2 separate regions of the Homo sapiens genome follow, and region 2 is linked to region 1. Evidence: chromatin loops called from intact Hi-C (ENCODE). Cell type or tissue: heart left ventricle. All regions are shown on one strand. Each heading gives the region's core, and the rest is flanking DNA. Links, peaks and the distances in the headings are about the cores only.

Region 1 (4,392 bases), core at 321-4,320:
ATATTTTCCCTCATTCTGTGGGTGGCTCCTTACTTTTTTTTTTCTTTTTTCCTTTTTTTTTTTTTGTCTTTTGAGATGGAGTCTTGCTCCGTGTGTTCCCCAGGCTGGAGTGCAGTGGCAGGATCTGTGCTCACTGCAAGCTCCGCCTCCCGGGTTGACGCCATTCTCCCAACTCAGCCTCTCGAGTAGCTGGGACTACAGACGCCCGCCACCACGCCTGGCTAATTTTTTTTTGGATTTTTAGTAGAGACGGGGTTTCACCGTGTTAGCCAGGATGGTCTCGATCTCCTGAACTCGTGATGCGCCTGCCTCGGCCTCCCAAAGTGCTGGGATTACAGGCGTGAGCCACTGCGCCCGGCCACTTGTGTTTCTTTTCAAGAATGGACCCCATGGCAGACATCCATGAGTTTTCATGGTCAGAAATTGGTCTCATGCACACCCCAGCCAACCGAGGTGAGAGAAATGGCATTACAGTGATTGGCTTAGACACGTCAGGATATGTCCCTGAACCAGGACAAGAGGCACCTTCTCCAAGGGTGGATCCCAAAGAAAGTCAGAGGTCTTGGCAAAGAATGGGGAAAAGGGATTATGTAGGCAACCCAGTGTCTGCTACAGAATGAGCAGCGGAGAAGAAAGCAACCTGAAAGGCTGAGTAATTACAAAAAAAGACTAAATTAAATCCATACAAGAGCAAGTTTGCTCTGTTTCCACCTTCACTAGGAATGAGGGCTCAGAGCAGGGCATGCTGGGAAGTAGAAAATAAAGTTACCATTTTTCTGTTTCAGCCATAGCGTGTACATATTACCCTACTCTAGCCCACCCCCTTCTCTCACACACAGTAGTTGTTAAAATAAAAACTTGGCCAGGCGGGATGGTTCACCCCTGTAATCCCAGCACTTTGGGAGGCCTAGGTGGGCGGATCACGAGGTCAAGAGTTCGAGACCAGCCTGACCAACATGGTGAAACCCCATCTCTATTAAAAATACAAAAATTAGCTGAGTATGGTGGCACGCGCCTGTAATCCCAGCTACTCAAGAGGCTGAGGCAGAAGAATAGCTTGAACGCGTGAGGTGGAGTTTACAGTAAGCTGAGACTGTGCCATTGTACTCCAGCCTGGGCGACAAAGCGAGACTCCGTCTCTAAAATAAAATGAAATCAAATCAAATCTTGGGCTGGGAGGCCAAGATTATCTGTCCCGAAATTTGACAGATTATAATTATTTTTTAGAAGTGGAATCTTGCTGTGTCACGCAGGCTGGAGTCCAGTGGCACAATCACAGTTCACTGGAGCCTCCAACTCCTGGGCCCAAGCTATCCTCCCATCTCAACTTCCCAGCTGGCTGGGACCACAGGCAGGTGCCACCACACCCAAGTAATTATTTTTTAAGTATTTTTTAATTTTTTGTAGAGACGAAGACTCGTTTTGTTTTCTGGGTTTCTTTTTTTTTCTTCTTCTTCTTTTTTTGACAAGAGTTTCACTCTGTCGCCAGGCTGGAGTCAGTGGCACGATTTCGGCTCACTGCAACCTCCACCTCCCGGGTTCAGGCAATTCTCCTGCCTCAGCCTCCCAAGTAGCTGGGACTATAGGCGGGCGCCATCACACTAATTTTTGTATTTTTAGTAAAGACGGGGTTTCCCCATGTCGGCCAGGATGGTCTCGATCTCTTGACCACATGATCCACCCACCTGGGCCTCCCAGAGTGCTGGGATTACAGGCGTGAGCCACGGCGCCTGGCCCCCTGGGCTGGTCTTGAGGTCCTGGGCTCAAGTAAGCCTACCTCTGAGCCTTCCAAATTGTTGGGCTTATAGGCGTGAGCCACTGCACGGTCTCAAATAATTATTTTAGGGTTGAGTTTTTACTGAATCTGGTGAGTTTGACTAATGTAAGACTTCCCTTTGGCCCTGGGCAAGTATAAAAGATAAATTGAGGCCGGGCGCGGTGGCTCATGCCTGCAATCCCAGCAGTTTGGGAGGCTGAGGTGGGCGGTTCACCTGAGGTCAGGAGTTCGAGACCAGCCTGATCAACATGGAGAACCCCTGTCTCTACTAAAAATACAAAATTAGCCGGGCATGTGGTACATGCCTGTAATCCCAGCTACTCGGGAGGCTGAGGCAGGAGAATCGCTTGAACCCAGGAGGAAGAGGTTGCTGTGAGCCGAAAGTGCGCCATTGCACTCCAGCCTGGGCAACAAAAGAGAAACTCTGTCTCAAAAAAAAAAATTTTTTTTTTAATTAAAATTAAAAAAAAAAAAAGAAAGATAAAGCGAAGTCCATGTGTCAGGAGCAAGCACAGGACAAAGTCACACAGAGCGGTGTGAGAGGGAGGCTGGGAGGGCAGCCACAGCTGTGCGGGGTGGTCTGGAGAGGACATGGGGCAGCCACAGCTGTGCGGGGTGGTCTGGAGAGGACATGGGGCAGCCACAGCTGGGAGCGGGGGCAGGGGCTGGGGAGGAGAGGAGGAATGTGCAAGCTCAGCTGTGCAAGCTGGGGTCAATGGCTACATCAGAACCAGACCCCATTGCTGGTAGCTTCACCGTCTCGCTCTCATGGGGCCTCCCAGCTATCCCAAATCTCCAAGAAACAGACTCAGAGACCTGCGGTCAGAGGTCCAGCGAGGGGGAGAGCGGAAGTGAGCTCCAGGCCACGTACAACGGCAGTCCCGGTTCCCCGCCATGAGCACGACCTGTGTGAGAGCACAGGGTATCTGGGCAGAAGGAAAACTAGGGGAGCCTCATCCAGCGCTGGAGATGGAGAAGCTTTGGGCTTCTCGACGGCGAGGCACCCGGGGAACGGGGAGTCACTTAGAACCTCAAAGTAGCCTCGGGCGAGAACAAGCGAAGCAATTCCAAGCTCTACCAGGTCACGGAGGGCGCGAAACCCGCCCCGCGCTCCGGCCGGCCGGCAGGGGGCGCGCGCTCCCCGAACTCCCGCGCACCGCGGAGGAGGCGGCCCTGGCGCGGGGAAGCAGTGGGAAAATCGCAAGGAAGCCGGGTAAGGACCTTTCATTTTCAGCCCTGCTCTTTAAATACTAGACATACCGTCTGGCGCATGTCGAGGCGTGTATTATTTTGATCCAGTGCGCGTGCCGTATGTGACTTGGCTTGGCTTCCCCTGAAAGCAGCGGCTGTGGGGAGTTGATTCGGAAGTGAAGGGCCCTGGGCGACCCGGCGAGTAGAGGCAACACCAACACTCCTCCTTAGCGAGGGGTCTCCCCGCCGCGGTGGCTGCCCGGCCCCAAGGACAGGAGGGATTTGTGCACTGACTCCTGACCCCGTCCTCCAGCGCTGCTCTGAAGGGAGAGTCTGTGCAGTGGCACCTGCGCGAAGCTGGCCAAAGCCTGCCCAGACGGCTCACCTGTGCGGGATGGAACAAAAGGTGAGCCCAGGGGGCCTGATAAAATGACCTCAGTAGCCGCCTGTGGGAGGGGACCCTGAGGAAAGCACCACAGTGACTACCAAGCGCCTTATGTCAGGGCTATTTATGACAGAGGGAAATCGGTGCGTGTTTGAGATACATTCCGTGAAGTGGAATTGCCTGATCAGAGGGTGAAGGCACACGCAGTTTTGCTCCCCGTAGGAATTGCTCCATCGTGCATTTTCTTCAGCATTTATGTGAGTGCCCTCCCCCAGCCTTGCTGGCAGTGGATGTTGCAAACTCTTGGGTTTTTGCTAATCCGTCAAGAGAGCAGAGATCTCCTTTTTTTTTTTTTTTTTTTTTTTTTTTGAGGCGGATTCTCATCTCCCAGGCTGAAGTGCGGTGCTCACTGCAACCTCTGCCTCCCGGGTTCAAGCGATTCTCCTGTCTCAGCCTCCCAAGAAGCTGGGTATTACAGGCATGCACCACCACAACTGGCCAATTTTTGTATTTTTAGTAGAGACGGGATTTCACCATGTTGGCCAGGCTGGTCTTGAACTCCTGACCTTGTGATCCACCTGCCTCGGCCTCCCAAAGTGCTGGGATTACAGACATGAGCCATCGCCCCCGGCCTCTTTGTTTGTTTTTGAGACAGGGTCTTGCTCTGTCGCCCAGGCAGGAGTGCAGTGGCGCAATCTCGGCTCACTGCAACCTCTGCCTCCCGGGTTCAAGTGATTCTCCTGCCTCAGCCTCCCGAGTAGTTGGGACTACAGGTCCACGCCCAGATAATTTTTTGTATTTTTAGTAGAGACAGGGTTTCACCATGTTGGCCAGGATAGCCTCGATCTCTTGACCTCGTGATCCACCGGCCTCGGCCTCCCAAAGTGCTGGGATTACGGGCATGAGCCACCGTGCCTGGCCTTAATTTTTGTATTTTTAGTAGAGATGGGGTTTCACCATGTTGGCCAGGATGGCTCTTAGTTTATTTTTAATTTTTATTTTACATTTCTGTGATTAGGAGGAAGATTGAGCACCCTAC
Region 2 (4,346 bases), core at 347-4,346, 70 kb after region 1:
TACTCAGGAGGCTGAGGCAGGAGAATGGCGTGAACCTGGGAAGGCAGAGCTTACAGTGAGCCGAGATTGGGCCACTGCACTCCAGCCTGGGTGACAGAGCAAGACTCTGTCTCAAAAAAAAAAAAAAAAAAAAAATTGTTGGCCAGGCATGGTGGCTCACGCCTGTAATCCCAGCACTTTGGGAGGCCGAGGTGGGTGGATCACGAGGTCAAGAGATCAAGACCATCCTGGCCAACACAGTGAAGCCCCGTCTCTACTTAAAATAAAAAAGTTAGCCAGGCATGGTGGCGGGCGCCTGTAGTCCCACCTATTCGGGAGGCTGAAGCAGGAGAATCACTTGAACCCGGAAGGCAGAGGTTGCAGTGAGCCGAGATTGCGCCACTGCACTCCAGCCTGGCGACAGAGCGAGACTGAGTCTCAAAAAAAAAAAAAAATTGTTGGCCGAGCAAGGTGGCTCACGCCTATAATCCCAGCACTTTGGGAGGCCAAGGTGGGTGGATCACCTGAGGTCAGGAGTTCGAGATCAGCCTCGCCAACATGGTGAAACCCCGTTTCACTAAAAATACAAAAATTAGCCAGGCGTGGTGGTGGGCACCTGTAATCCCGGCTACTCCGGAGGCTGAGGTAGGAGATCCACTTGAACCTGGAGGCAGAGGTTGCAGTGAGCCGAGATCATGCCATTGCACTCCAACCTGGGTGACAAGCAAAGTCGATCTCAAAAAAAATAGTGGCCGGGCGCGATGGCTCACGCCTGTAATCCCAGCACTTTGGGAGGCCACCGAGGAGATCATGAGGTCAGGAGATCGAGACCATCCTGGCTAACACGGTGAAACCCCGTCTCTACTAAAAATAAAAAAAGTTAGCCGGGCATGGTGGCAGGCGCCTGTAGTCCCAGCTATTCAGAACACTGAGGCAGGAGAATGGCGTGAACCCGGGAGGCGGAGTTTGCAGTGAGCCGAGATCGCGCCACTGCACTCCAGCCTGGGCGACAGAGCAAGACTCTGTCTCCAAAAAAAAAAAAAAAAATTGTAGATCTAGAGATGTGTTCTAATGCTAATATATAATCACCAAAAATAATAAGGTTTTGCTCAGTTGTTTAACTTCTGTCTTAGAAGAGAAACAGAAAAGTGATGCTGAAGAAGATGGTGGCACTGTCAGTCAAGAGGAGGAAGACAGAAAACCTAAAGCAGAGGTAAAGGAAAGGGGTCACACATTTTGTTTTACCAAGCTGAAGGTACATTTATGTAAAGGGAATATTTTAATAGGGTAGTTTACAGTGGCTTATGGCAGTAAAAATTCTGTTAAAGCCAATTTTGTTGAAGTGGGATTCTTTGTGATACAGGTCAGTGTTTTGTTTGATAATTTTAAGCTACATATTAATCTCAGAAGTATCTTTTTAGCTGAAAATCATTTTCTGAAATAAGCAGAAGGTTATAGGGGGAAAATAAAATGCTTGCTAAGAAGGAAACTTCGGGTCATTAACAGTCTATTTGCCTCTCCTCACTGTGCCCTGAAAAGTATTTCTTATACAAATCACTGTGTTCTAAACTTTTTGTCCCCGTTGTCCATAGATGGGTTCATTCATTCATTTAACTGACATTTGTTGAGTGCCCATTTTGTGCCAGGCATTGTCAGTGAGTAAGACAGACAAAGATACTCTGCCTTTAGGGAGCTTAAATTCTACTTGGGGGAAACAGGCAATGAGCAGTAAACATTTTAAGGAAGTAAACAACACAGCGTATTAGGAAGTAAGAAACGATGAATAATTAAAACAGGAAAAGATACTAAAAGTGCTAGAGGTAGGCGGGTCACCATGTTAAAACCTTACTCGAAAGATGACATCGAACCAAACACTTGAAAGAGGTAGAGAACTTTTCCATGGGGATGTAAGTGGGAAGAGCATTCCAGGCACAGAGAACAGCCAGTATTGAGGCCTAAAGTGGTTGTCTACAAGGCCAGTATGGTGAGTGGACAGAGAGAGTGGAGAAAAGAAGGGTGGAGAAGGCTCCAGGTTAGACAGGCTGTTGTGTGGACTTGGCTTTCCCTCCTAGTGAAGCGGGCAGCCATCACAGGCTACTGGACACAGGTGTCACAGGATGATGACTGTGTCTGCTGTGTTTCCTATATACCAGGGAGAATCAGGGCGACCAGTTAGGAGGTCCCTGTAATCATCTAGGAAAGATACGGTGGCCCCACAAAGGGTGACAGGAGAGGAACAGAGGGTATGAGAACTAGTTGGAGATCTGGATCTTGGTTTTGTGGTAGATTGGATATATAGAGTATGAGAGAAAGGGAACAGTCACTGTCTGTATGTACCATTGCTTACTAAAGTCCTTTACCCAGCACCTCTGTGTCTAAATCTGGTCTCTCCCGGAAAGCTCTCCTCAGGTTTTACTTTCAGCTACAACTCTGCCTTCCTATTAATAAAGATCATTGCTATCTGTATCTTTTGTATATTTTCCATGGATATGTTCTGTCTTAACTAGAATGCAATTCTTAAAAGTAGAGACCATGTTTCCCCCAAACTCCCTCACACGTTAAAAAGTTGCTGGTGCATTTAAAAAAAGGGAATATTTTCATAGGGTAATTTACAATCTTAGCAACTTGTGATAGAGTACAGAGCAGCAGCCTTGGAGTCAGTCTACTTGGATAGCCTTCCATCTTCATGAATCCTTGGTTTCTTATCCTCAGAATGGGGCTAGTGTGCCATAGGCCAGTAGATTGTTTGGGATTAAGCAAGATTAAGAAATCACAGTGTCTGATCCTTTTTTAAGAAAATGTTTATGGGTTAGATTGAGAAAAGTGTATGTTTATAGAAAACAATAAAGACTAAACTGAATTAGAGTAGGCATAATTCCACCACCTCTGAGACAACCATTCTTCTTGGTGCATTTTCTTCTCATCATTTTCCTCATTTTTTTCCTCAAATAAGTTACCCTCAGTCTGGCTGATCTTGAAAATATGGTGAACTTTTATTATTTTTTAAATGTGCTAATTATAATGAATTTCTTTTCAATCAATAGGAGGATGAAATTTTGAACAGATCACCAAGAAACAGAAAGCCACGAAGAGAGTGAAACAATCTTAAGAGCTTGATCTGTGATTTCTTCTCCCTCCTCCCCTGCAAGAGTGGTCCTAGGAGAGGACCTGGCACACCTTAGGTTGACATTCAGAAAACTTCAAGACATCACCATCAGCAGGCTCCAGTTGAACACTAGTCTGTGTAACTTTAAACATCTAGCAGTAAATACTTGCAGTTGTGATATAAAGGACCCTGTTTCTGTAGAAAAGAAAACATTTAACATAATGGTTGTGAAATGTAACATGAAGCAAACTAACTTTTTTTTTTTTAACATCTTTGTTTTTAAAATAGAATGATAGAACTTTGCCAGTCTTTAAGATCTTGGCTTAATTTAATGTATTAATCTGTTTGTGCAAACATAATACCACCATTTAAAAATGTTAGGGAGATGAGTTGCAGTTTTTATAATAGATTTTTTTTAAAGTTTGGTATTGTAAAACATTCACACCTCTGTCCCTCAAAATTGATAATTACGTTTAAAGTGCAGTCATTTGTGGTTAGAATCTTGTTTTGTTTGCTTCCATTATTGAGTTCCTCCTAAGGAAATTGAGGAGAGGGACTGAATAGAAGCCCAAATTCATATAAAAGTTGCGTTTAAGTTGTATTAAAAATAGATATATAAGAAAAAATTCTTTCACTTGATGTTTGTTAGACCAGAAAGTGTGTGTGTTCTGTAGCTCAGTTCCCAGACAGCTTTTTAGGTAGTGGAGGAGGTGGCTTCATGTGGCACTTGGGCATTTATATTCCACTTGGGAGGGTCAGGCTGTGGCCTTCTGGAGCAGGTGGCTTGTTAAGGAATGCTAGCAGGGCATGGCACGTGAGCTCCGGAATAGATGTCTTCATCACTTCTTCCACTGTGTGTTGACACTGTTTTCCTTACCTATTTCCTCAGATCCCCAGCTTTCTCCTCTGCTATGCATTTTCTTCACAGTGCAGCTTGCAGTCCGTTGCTGAAAATGATTATAAGCCCTGCATAATGTTAAGCTTTATTGTGATTACGTGTATGTTTCTTCTTTCTTTTAAGCAGACCCATACCTTTCCAGGGTCAAAGTACAGAATAGAATACATTGATACAAAGTACAGAAAAATACTTTGATTTTTATCCATTTCTTTTACTCTGTGTAAAGACTTGAGAAGTCTAATTCACAGGCAAACCAATACAGAATTGACTGCAGTTGAACAGACTAGAAGTATTTGTGGGAGGAGTGACATGAAGCATGAGTTATCTGATTTTTTTTGTAGCTGCTATATATTTTAAGCCTTC

Evidence for each region. Peaks named below come from ENCODE experiments on the same cell type or tissue, not always from the same donor. Only the 100,000 strongest peaks of a DNase experiment are listed, where the experiment ranks them.
Region 2: it touches region 1 in a loop (6-fold over the local background); 4 of 110 quality-filtered maps call a loop at or near these places.

What each region holds. Positions count from the first base shown.
Region 1 is chr5:179,655,108-179,659,499 of GRCh38, forward strand. LOC105377763 (a long non-coding RNA gene) reads left to right here and starts at 2,655. Exons shown (of 3, transcript NR_134260.1): 1 at 2,655-2,990; 2 at 3,200-3,374. In heart left ventricle, for the core only: no CTCF peak of the experiment used is centred there; a DNase peak (open chromatin) is centred at 2,666; H3K4me3 peaks cover 1,082 bases.
Region 2 is chr5:179,725,568-179,729,913 of GRCh38, forward strand. CANX (calnexin) reads left to right here. Exons shown (of 15, transcript NM_001746.4): 14 at 1,113-1,192; 15 at 3,024-4,346. The coding sequence ends at 3,077. Among named protein-coding and RNA genes, the nearest start is that of MAML1, 5.1 kb to the right of the region's middle. In heart left ventricle, for the core only: no CTCF peak of the experiment used is centred there; no DNase peak of the experiment used is centred there.